Regions from separate parts of the Homo sapiens genome. Here region 2 is linked to region 1. A link is an interaction called in ENCODE POLR2A ChIA-PET data of the cell type or tissue named here. Cell type or tissue: OCI-LY7. All regions are shown on one strand.

Region 1 (5,000 bases):
AGATTGGGGTGGTGGGGGAGGGTAGCAAGATAAGGAATGTCATACTTAAGCAAGTTACTTAAAATCGACCTCAGTTTATTCATATATGAAATGGGGATAATTGCTACATTCTGAGGCATAAATAAGATGGATTATATAAAATGTTTAAAACAGTATTTGACACTCTAGTGTGAAAATTTAAAACTCAACAAATATTGCTCTTTGGGTATATATGTGAATATATGAGCATATACACATACCTTTTTAAAAATTGAGAAATTCACATAATATAAAATTGTTGCGGGAAGTCAGGGACCCTGAACGGGGGGACCGGCTGAAGCCTTGGCAGAAGAACATAAACTGTGAAGATTTCATGGACATTTATCACGGAACCTGCCGACATGTGATGTCTCCCCCAGACACCTAGCTTTAAAATTTCTCTCTTTTGTACTCTGTCCCTTTATTTCTCAGACCGGCCGACACTTAGGGAATATAGAAAAGAACCTATGTGAAATATCGGGGGTGAATTTCCCCCGATATCAAATCATTTTCTTTTTATACTTTTACTTATTTATCATCATCATCATCGTCACTATTGGAGACAGAGTCTCACTCTGTCACCCAGGGTGGAGTGCAGTGGCGTCATCATAGCTCACTGCATCCTCCTAACTCTGGGTTCAAGCAGTCCTACCACCCCAGCCTCCCGAGTAGCTGGGAGTACAGGCACTCACCACCACATCTGGCTAATTATTTTTATTTTTGTAGAGATGGGGTCTTTCCTATGTTGCCCAGGCTGGTCTCAAACTCTTGGCCTCAATTGATCCCTTGCTTCAAGTGATAACTTGGCCTCCCAAAGAGCTGGGATTATGGATTTGAGCCACCATGCCCAGCCTCTACTATACTATTTTTATATAAGGGACTTGAGCATCTGTGAATTTTGGTATCCAAGGTAGGGGGTTGCTGAAACCAATCCCTCACAGATACCGAGGGATGACTGTTTATATGTACCATGTTTTGTTTTATCCATTCATTAGTCAGAGGATGCTTGGGTTGCTTTCACCTTTCAATTATTGGCTATTTTGAATAATGCTCCCATGAACATGGGTGTAGAAGTACTTCTTTGAGTCCCTGTGTTCAGTTCTTTTGGACGTATACTCGGTTAGTGCATTTGTGTTGCTGTAAAGGAATACCTGAGGCTGGGTACCTTGTAAAGAAAATAGGTTTATTTGGCTCACAGTTCCTCAGGCTATACCAGCATGGCTCCAGCATCTGCTCAGCTTCTGGCAAGGCCCAGAAAGCATTTACTCATGGTGAAAGGTAGAGGGGAGTGGGCATGTCACATGGCATGAGAGGGAGCAAGAGAGAAAAGGAAGTTCCAGCCTCTTTTAAAACAACCAGATCTCATGTGAGCTCACAGAGCAATAAATCACTTGTTACCTCAAGGATGGCACCAAGCCATTTATGAAGGGTCTGCCCCCATGACCCTAACACCTCCCACCTGGCCCCATCCCCAACACTGGGGATCGCATTTCAGCATGAGATTCGAAGAAGACACAATGTTCAAACCATATCAATACCCAGAAGTGGAATTGCTGGATCATATGGTAGGTCTATTTTTAATTTTTTTTGAGGAACTGCTGTACTGTTTTTCATAGCAGCTGCACCATTTTATCCAGCAATGTATGAGGGTTTTGATTTTTCCACATCTGTGTCAACACTCATTATTTTCCTTTGTTTTTCTTTTTATGATGCCCCTTGAATCATATTTTCCTTCTTTTTAAAAAATTATGGCCATTCTAATGGAGGTGAAGTGGTATCTCCTTGTGGTTTTGATTTACATTTCCCTAATGACTAATGGTGCAGAGCGTCTTTTCGTGTGACACACACACTTCTAAAAACACCTGGAGAGACCCCACCAAAGCGACAGTGGTTTCTTCTAGGGGTTGGGGGAAGTCCCTGTTTTGAAAGCAGGTGGTTCAAAAACCACCTAACATTGAACTATTTTGAATGTTTTTATGAGCATTTCTGTGAGTAAAATGTAGCACAAGTTAATGCTGGCTAGTACCTTCTTCTGACTAAGATGTATAGAAGTATCGTATTTAGTACTTGGAACATGAGCAAGGGGATACATGGGAGTTAATAAAGCTCTTAACCTGCCTATGGACAGATTTGATTTTCTAGTGCAGGTAATGGCCGAGTAAGGATTGAACTGGTTTCCGTCGGTGTATTTATATTTTATTTAAATTGCATAGGGAAATGAGGCAACTTATTAGACCAAGTGATTAAGAGTATGGGCTCTGGAATCTGTGAGCTGGAGTTTGAATCATTTCTCCAGCATTTATCTGTCCAAGTTCTGACACTGTGAACTTTTCTGTGCTGCAGCTTGCCCATCTATAACATGGAATAATGTTGCCTCATGGGATTGTGTGGATTTGAGTTAAAGTAGATAAAGCATTTGGGACAATGCTGCTGCCAGAAAGCACTCAAATGTTAGCAGCCCTGATTCATGACTGAACGAAGGCTGGTGTGGTTGGAGAGAAGAGAATGGCCTTAAAGGATGAGTGGAACACGGCCTTCAGGGCACTTGTTAGGGATCTCTTAGAGTTTATAGTAGGGTGTGACTTGTTCTGCTCGGCTTTTAAAATCAGTCTAGTTCCGTATTATTCTAAGTGAAGTAACTCAGGAATGGAAAAACCAAACGTCGTATGCTCTCACTCATAAGTGGGAGTTAAGTTATGAGGATGTGAAGGCATAAGAATGATACAATGGACTTTGGGTACTCGGCGGAAAGGGTGGGAGGAGGGTGAGGTATAAAAGAGTACATGTTGGGTACAGTATACACTACCTGGGTGATGGGTGCACCAAAATCTCAGAAATCACCACTAAAGAACTTATTCACGTAAGCCAGACACAGTGGCTCACACCTGTAATCCCAGCACTTTGGGAGGCCAGGGGGGGCAGATCACGAGGTCAGGAGTTTGAGGCCAGCCTGGCCAACATAGTGAAACCCCATCTCTACTAAAAATACAAAAATCAGCCGGGGGTGGAGGCACGTGCCTGTAGTCCCAGCTACTTGGGAGGCTGAGGCAGAAGAATCGCTTGAACCCCGGGTGGCGGAGGTTGCGGTGAGCCAAGATCGTGCCACTGCACTCCAGCCTGGGTGACAGAGTGAGACTCCATCTCAAAAAAGAAAAAAAAAAAACTTATTCATGTAACCAAATACCACCTATTCTCCAAAAACCTATTGAAATAAAAAATAAATTAAAAATAAAAATCAGTCTAGCTCAGCATTGCCAAAGAGAAACATAACGTAAGCCCCTTAAGCTCTGGATTCGGTTTTTCCACTGTGACTTCAGTGTGGCTGGATTGTTGGACTGTTCTCTCTCAGAGAGTCCAGTGTGGCCGGATAACTTGGACTGTTCTCTCTCAGAGGCTCTGATCACATGACTCCTAGGAGTCCTAAAGCATCATCTCCTCCCCATGTTAGAGGATCTAACTTGTGAACATTGAAAGTGGCTAGAAAGTTGGGACGCTTTGCTCCGTGTGGTATGATGGAGGCTGAGCTTCCCTCTGGGGCTTTTCGATGATAAAGGGGATATGCAGCATGGTTTACAATCTTATTAATGGTCTGGTCTGTGGTGCTGGCTTTCTTAACTTGACAGTCATTTTCACACCAGTGTGAGGAATGGTTTGAGTGTTATCCAAGTAATTACGGTGCTAACATTTTAGAGAAATATACATTAAGGTGGATATTTCTTTATTTTGTTTTAGAATTATATATCAATATTTAACTGGAAATGATTATTTGGAACCTGCAATACAGATTGTTCTTCATTTTGTAATATAGCCATTTCTCACAAATAGATGTAAAAGAACAGTTCCTGAGATGATCTTGCCCATGACAGATAAGTAGTTCCTGTTTGTATAAACTGTGCTGAGCTGTTTGAAGGATGTTCCCTTCATCTCCATATCCCTAGCGCTAAGGGTGATTCTGTGGAGACTTTTTGCCTCTCTTGTTGCAATGAGTAGTAGTCAAGGTGACTCCTTTCTAGAAACCCCTCCCCAATGACTGACATTGGCTTTGGTGCTTGGAAGGGTGTGTGTGTGTGTGTGTGTGTGTTGGCAAGGTGTTTGTTGGGGCAAGTAAGCATTAAATATCCCGCTTTGCATTTTATTAATACTTTAATCTCACTGTGATTTTTGTAATGCTTGTTCCACTTCTATATCTTTTGTATAAATTCCTGACAAATACCTGTTTGCTTATATTATTATGGACTTTTAAAGACACCTAGAACTGGCTGGGCGCAGTGACTCACGCCTGTAATCCCAGCATTTTGGGAGGCCGAGGTGGGCACATCACTTGAGGTCAGGAGTTCGAGACCAGCCTGGCCAACATGGCAAAACTCTGTCTCTACTAAAAATACAAAAAATTAGCTGGGCGTGGTGGCACACGCCTGTAATCCCAGCTTCTCGGGAGGCTGAGGTGGTAGAATGGCTTGAGCCCAGGAAGTGGAGGTTGCAGTGAGCTGAGATCACACTGCTGCACACCAGCCTGGGTGACAGAGCAAGACTCTGTCTTAAAAAAAAAAAACAAAAAAACCAAAAAACCTAGAACTAGCTTCCTTTGCCCTGTAGAACAAAAAAATAGTGTGACTCCTTTTTAACCTTTTATTGTTCATCACAGATCCTGAGCAGTGAGTTCAAAGGTAAGACATGGCCCCTTCCCTTATGAGGTTTATGGGATAGTGCAGCTCTGTGTTAGAGCCACATTGAAGGAGTAACCCATTTCCAGAGAGATTTTCAGGATATATATTGGTACACAGACTATAATGCCCGACATTGTTGTTCCATCTTCTGAAACACATAAGGCAAATGTAACAGTCAAATAAAAAAGATTTGGAATCTAAGATCGTATGTATGATAAATTACCTGCCAGCTTAAGCATGGAAGTCAGTGTGACTCTGAAAACTAGATTACTGTGACACACCTGACAATCACATCACTATGGTTAATAATCACTA
Region 2 (5,000 bases), 82 kb before region 1:
ATTGTTATGTCAAAAGATGTGGACATTTAAATTTGAAAGCTCTCTGAAAAACCTAAAACTAAATTTCTTCTTTGTTTTTGTTTTTGTTTTTTGAGACAGAGTCTTGCTCTGTCGACTGGGCTGGAGTGCAGTGGCGCGATTTTGGCTCACTGCAACCTCCGCCTCCCGGTTTCAAGGGATTCTCCTGCCTCAGCCTCCCGAGTAGCTGCGACTATGGGCGCGTGCCACTACGCCCAGCTAATTTTTGTATTTTTAGTAGAGACGGGGTTCACCATATTGGTTGGCCAGGATGGTCTCGATCTCGACCTCGTGATCCCCTCGCCGCGGCCTCCCAAAGTGCTGGGATTACGGGCGTGAGCCACTGCGCCTGGCCTCAAAACTAAATTTCTTATGTTGACATAATTAGTTATAAGTTTGACAACAAAGAGCTTCTTTCAATGAAGTGTGCAGTGAGACCGTTTGAGTAAGAACTGTCTCATCAAACATGGAGGACTATATAATTGTAGGAACACACTCTTCTACCATGGATGTGCTAACTCTGACAAGTCTTTGCCCATTTCATTTGTGCCCCTTGTATATAAAAATTAAGTAAAAAGCTGTAAAGCTGAAGTTCTGATACCTTATAGCTAAGATGTCTAGGACTCATGCTCTCCCGTACTTAGCACCTTAAATTTTGCATCCTACTTCAGAAACTAACAGTAGTTTCTTGCGGAGGAAACTTCAAGAAGGTCCACATTTTGAGGAGGAATTTGATTAAGAATTAGCTTCCAAAAGAAGGTGCTACTCAGCTTTTGGTCCCAGCAGGGCAGATAATGAGAGAATCTAGTTAAGAGAACCTGTGGTAATAGTGGTTAAAAAAACAACAAAAAAAATGCTGGTTGAAAAGTGACTGAGCTCTCCCCAGATGTCTTTTTTTTTTTTCCAGCTGGTTTTGCAAAAAATGGAGAAGCTCTTGCTCTTTCTTTGGAGAGTTAAGTTGAAATTTTTAGTTTCTGTATTTCTTGTATGCGAGTTTACCTATTTTTGCATTTTTTTGAGTTTCTGAAATGACTTAATATCTTATGTAAATTTTTAGTTTAACAAGCATAGATTAAGTGCCTGTGCTCATAGTTGATTCTATGCTAGGTTTCAGGGGCTAGAAAGAAGAGTAAGACCCTGCCGGGCGCAGTGGCTCATGCCTGTAATCCCAGCACTTTCGGAGCCAGAGGCGGGTGGATCACGAGATCAGGAGATTGAGACCATCCTGGCTAATACAGTGAAACCCCGTCTCTACTAAAAATACAAAAAATTATCCGGGCGTTGTGGCGGGCGCCTGTAGTCCCAGTTACTCAGGAGGCTGAGGCAGGAGAGTGGCTCGAATCCGGGAGGCGGAGCTTGCAGTGAGTCGACATCGCGCCACCGCACTCCAGCCTGGGCAACAGAGGGAGACTCCGTCTCCAAAAAAAATAGTAAGACCCTTGTCCTGAAGAAAGACATGGAGTACAGTGGCTTTCACTTTGTTCTGTCTGATTTCCTGGGTGACAGTCTTTTTATTTTTCAACAGTAATGGTGGTTCACTGTGGTAGTGATCCTAAAGGTGGGTTAAAATCTCTCCAAGTAAAGAGAAGTTGTCAATATGTCATAGGGTATATGTGAGATGCCCCAGAACATAGGAGGAGGGAGCATTATTAGGCTTAGCCTGGTTGTTACCAGTGAGAAATACATTCAGAGAGGGATGTGAAAATAGGCAGAGGCTAATAACCGTGTGCACCCAGGAGGGAAGAGGCAGAAGGGACAGCAGGAGCCACCTCATGTAAGTGTGAAACATCCTGGGGTGTGTGTGGGAACTACAAGCTGTTTGAGATTAAAGAGGCTGGAGTGTGAGGCAGGATGGTGATTGAGGCTGAGCGGAGAGGGCAGCTGGAGCAGCCTGCGTGCGTGATGGAGTGACTGCATTATTCTCATTCTTCATGTGTTTGACTTTAGGAGCTAAGTAGTTTAGTTCATGCCATTTAGCAAATGCTGATTTGGGATTATCATGGAAGACTGATGCCTAGGTTAATTTTGGAAAATGCTCACCAGAGATCCCACTGAACTTTTGCGTCTTCAGTACTTTATAAGCATGGGTCTGGCTATGCTCCCAAAACATTTCATGGAGTTCACAGCTGTTCTTAGGGTATCCTCTGACAGGGTAATTAAGGCAAATTGTGATACAGGACTAGGAATCTTATAATAAGGTTGACTGAGCCCATGTAATTTTTTTAAGGTTAGCTGTGGCAAGACAATCAATGGTGCTGGTTAAAGCTCCTGGTATTATATGATTTTTGTTAAAGACATCCCAAGTGATGTAATGAACCTTTGGAGAAAAATGTGATAGACACTTCTGTGTGCACGTACTACTACCTAAAGTTGGGGACAGCAGTACAGCACAGTGGTAAGGGTGGGCCAGTGGCATCTTGCTTGGAGCTACACAGGCCTCAGTAGGAACCTTTGCTTAGCCCTGTGATCTTGTGCAAACTGATTAAACTCTGAGATTTCTGTTTTTAAAATCTGTAAATGAGGGTAATAAGACCTATGGCAGAGGGTTGTTGGGAATTAAATGATAATGTCTGTAAAGGACTTCTTGGATTATCTGGTACTAAAGTGATATTGTCTCACTAATAAGTTTGTGTGTTTACCATGTGGTAGTGGAAAATGGGGGATGGGTGTGCCTATTCCCGTATGACCCCGTGGTTTATGGTTTATGTTTCATATATACGGAGACATAGGAGTGTTTCACATTTCTTTGTAAAATATGGGTTATGCACTGTGAATAAGTTAAGAATTGGTGCTTTATATCTAGGTGCATGGATCTTAGAATCCCTAAAATGTGTTTAGTTATGGAATTATCTTAGGAGAGATCATACGTAAAGGAAATAATAGACCAGGAGATGAATTCCTAATTCCAAAGAGGTAGAAACAGTATAAAAATGAACGAAGGATGAGAAGTGGCAGTTCAGAAGGGCACAGCTGAAAAGTCAGTCTGTGTACAAAAAGATATCCAATCTAGGCTGGGCACGGTGGTTCATGCCTGTAATCCCAGCACTTGGATGAATCGCTTGAGCTCAGGAGTTTGAGACCAGGCTGGGCAACATGGCGAAACCCCGTCCCTGCAAAAAATAACAAAAATTAGCCAGGCATGGTGGTGCGTGCCTGTAGTCCCAGCTAACTGGGGGGCTGAGGCAGGGGGATGGCTTGAGCCCAGGTTTGCACCACTGCATTCCAAGCTGGGCGATAGAGTGAGATCCTATTTCAAAGAACAACAACAGCAAAACAAACAAAAAAAACACCCTTGTCTAACTAGTTATTAGGGAAGTGCCAACGATAATGACATTTTCTGCCTATGAGGTTGGAGAAAAATGAATAAGATTGGCCGTATCTGGTGTTGGCAAGGTTGTGGAGGCATGGCCACTCATATAGCTAAAGAGTAAATTGGCAAAGACTTCTTGGCACACTATTTGGCAGTATCTATTAGAACTTAAAATGAGAATACCTTTCAACTAAGTGTTATGGAAAACAACCCAGTCCTCATGGCTTTGTGTAATCTGTAAGCACAGTTTTAATCAGCAATATCGTACAATATTGTAAAAGAGCTCCATCCAAATCGCCAAGCAGGAATTGGTAAAAAGGGTCTCTAGTAGGTGGGAGTCTGTAAAACACAGAATTCTTAGGTTATACTATATTACACGTCACATTTTAACAGTATCGTACAGATAATCTGAAACTAACACTGTTGTCTACTTTTCGAGCAAAAAAGATCTCTAGCTCTAATTTTACTGTTTGGGACATTTTGCAATTGCCTATCTTTGAGTTGTAGAAGGGGAATTTTTGTAAAGGAAGACAATACTGAGAGTCCTTCCTTTTTTCTTCTTGTTTAAAAGTGCTTTAAGGCCAAGGTGCTTGGCTCATACTTGTAATTCCAGCACTTTGGGAGACCATCCTGGGTAACACAGCAAGAACCCATGTTTATTTGTATTTTGTTTGTTTGTTTGTTTGAGACGGAGTCTCGCTCTGTCACCCAGGCTGAAGTGCAGTGGCGCGATCTCGGCTCACTGCAACCTTTCTGCTCGCTACAACCTCCGCCTGCTGGGTAAGGGATTCTCGTGCCTCAGCCTCCAGAGTAGCTGGGACTACAGGTGTGCGCCATCATGCCCAGCTAATTTTTGTATTTTTAGTAGAGATGGGGTTTTACCATGTTGGCCAGGATGGTCTCGATCTCCTGACCTCGTTATCTGCCTGCCTCGGCCTCCCAAAGTGCTGGGATTATAGGTGTGAGCCACTGCGCCCAGCCCTGTGCGCCCCCCACTTTTTTTTTTTTTTTTGAGATGAGTCTCGCACTGTTGCCCAGGCTGGAGTGCAATGGCACGATCTCGGCTCACTGCAACCTCCGCCTCCTGGGTTCAAGCGATTCTCCTGCCTTAGCCTCCCGAGTAGCTGGGATTACAGGTGCCCACCACTTGCCCAGCTAATTTTTTGTATTTTTAATAGAGATGGGGTTTCACCATGTTGGCCAGGCTGGTCTTGAACTCCTGACCTCGTGATTCACCCGTCTCAGCCTCCCAAAGTGTTAGGATTACAGGCATGAGCCACCACGCCTGGGGGAACCCATGTTTTAAAGGGAAAGAATAAGCACTTTAATGTTCAACTATTTGTAACTTTGAGGCATGTTTAATTCCTTTCTCCATAACAGCAATTTCACTTGTAGTATTCTATTACAAAGACATACTTGGCAAAAAGACATGTGTTTTTTCCATATTGTTTAATAGTTAAAAATAGGAAATAACCTAAATGGCCATCAAAAGAAAACATACCCTATTCTGGCCAGGTGCGGTGGCTCACGCCTGTAATTCCAGCACTTGAGGAGGCTGAGGCAGGCGGATCACGAGGTTAGGAGATTGAGACCATCCTGGCTAACACGGTGAAACCCCATCTCTACTAAAAACACAAAAAATTAGCTGGGCGTGGTGGCGGGCGCCTGTAGT

Evidence for each region. ChIA-PET counts read pairs that join two places held together with the same protein. Peaks named below come from ENCODE experiments on the same cell type or tissue, not always from the same donor. Only the 100,000 strongest peaks of a DNase experiment are listed, where the experiment ranks them.
Region 2: POLR2A ChIA-PET joins it to region 1 with 15 read pairs; 5 of 35 experiments call an interaction of 5 or more read pairs at or near these places.

Annotation. Positions count from the first base shown.
Region 1 is chr7:23,370,254-23,375,253 of GRCh38, reverse strand. The region is part of intron 3 of IGF2BP3 (insulin like growth factor 2 mRNA binding protein 3); the gene reads left to right. Among named protein-coding and RNA genes, the nearest start is that of SNORD65C, 24 kb to the left of the region's middle. In OCI-LY7, no CTCF peak of the experiment used is centred here; DNase peaks (open chromatin) are centred at 1,373, 1,883, 2,623 and 3,933; H3K4me3 peaks cover 2,822 bases; H3K27ac peaks cover 4,369 bases.
Region 2 is chr7:23,452,141-23,457,140 of GRCh38, reverse strand. The region is part of intron 2 of IGF2BP3 (insulin like growth factor 2 mRNA binding protein 3); the gene reads left to right. Among named protein-coding and RNA genes, the nearest start is that of IGF2BP3, 16 kb to the left of the region's middle. In OCI-LY7, no CTCF peak of the experiment used is centred here; no DNase peak of the experiment used is centred here.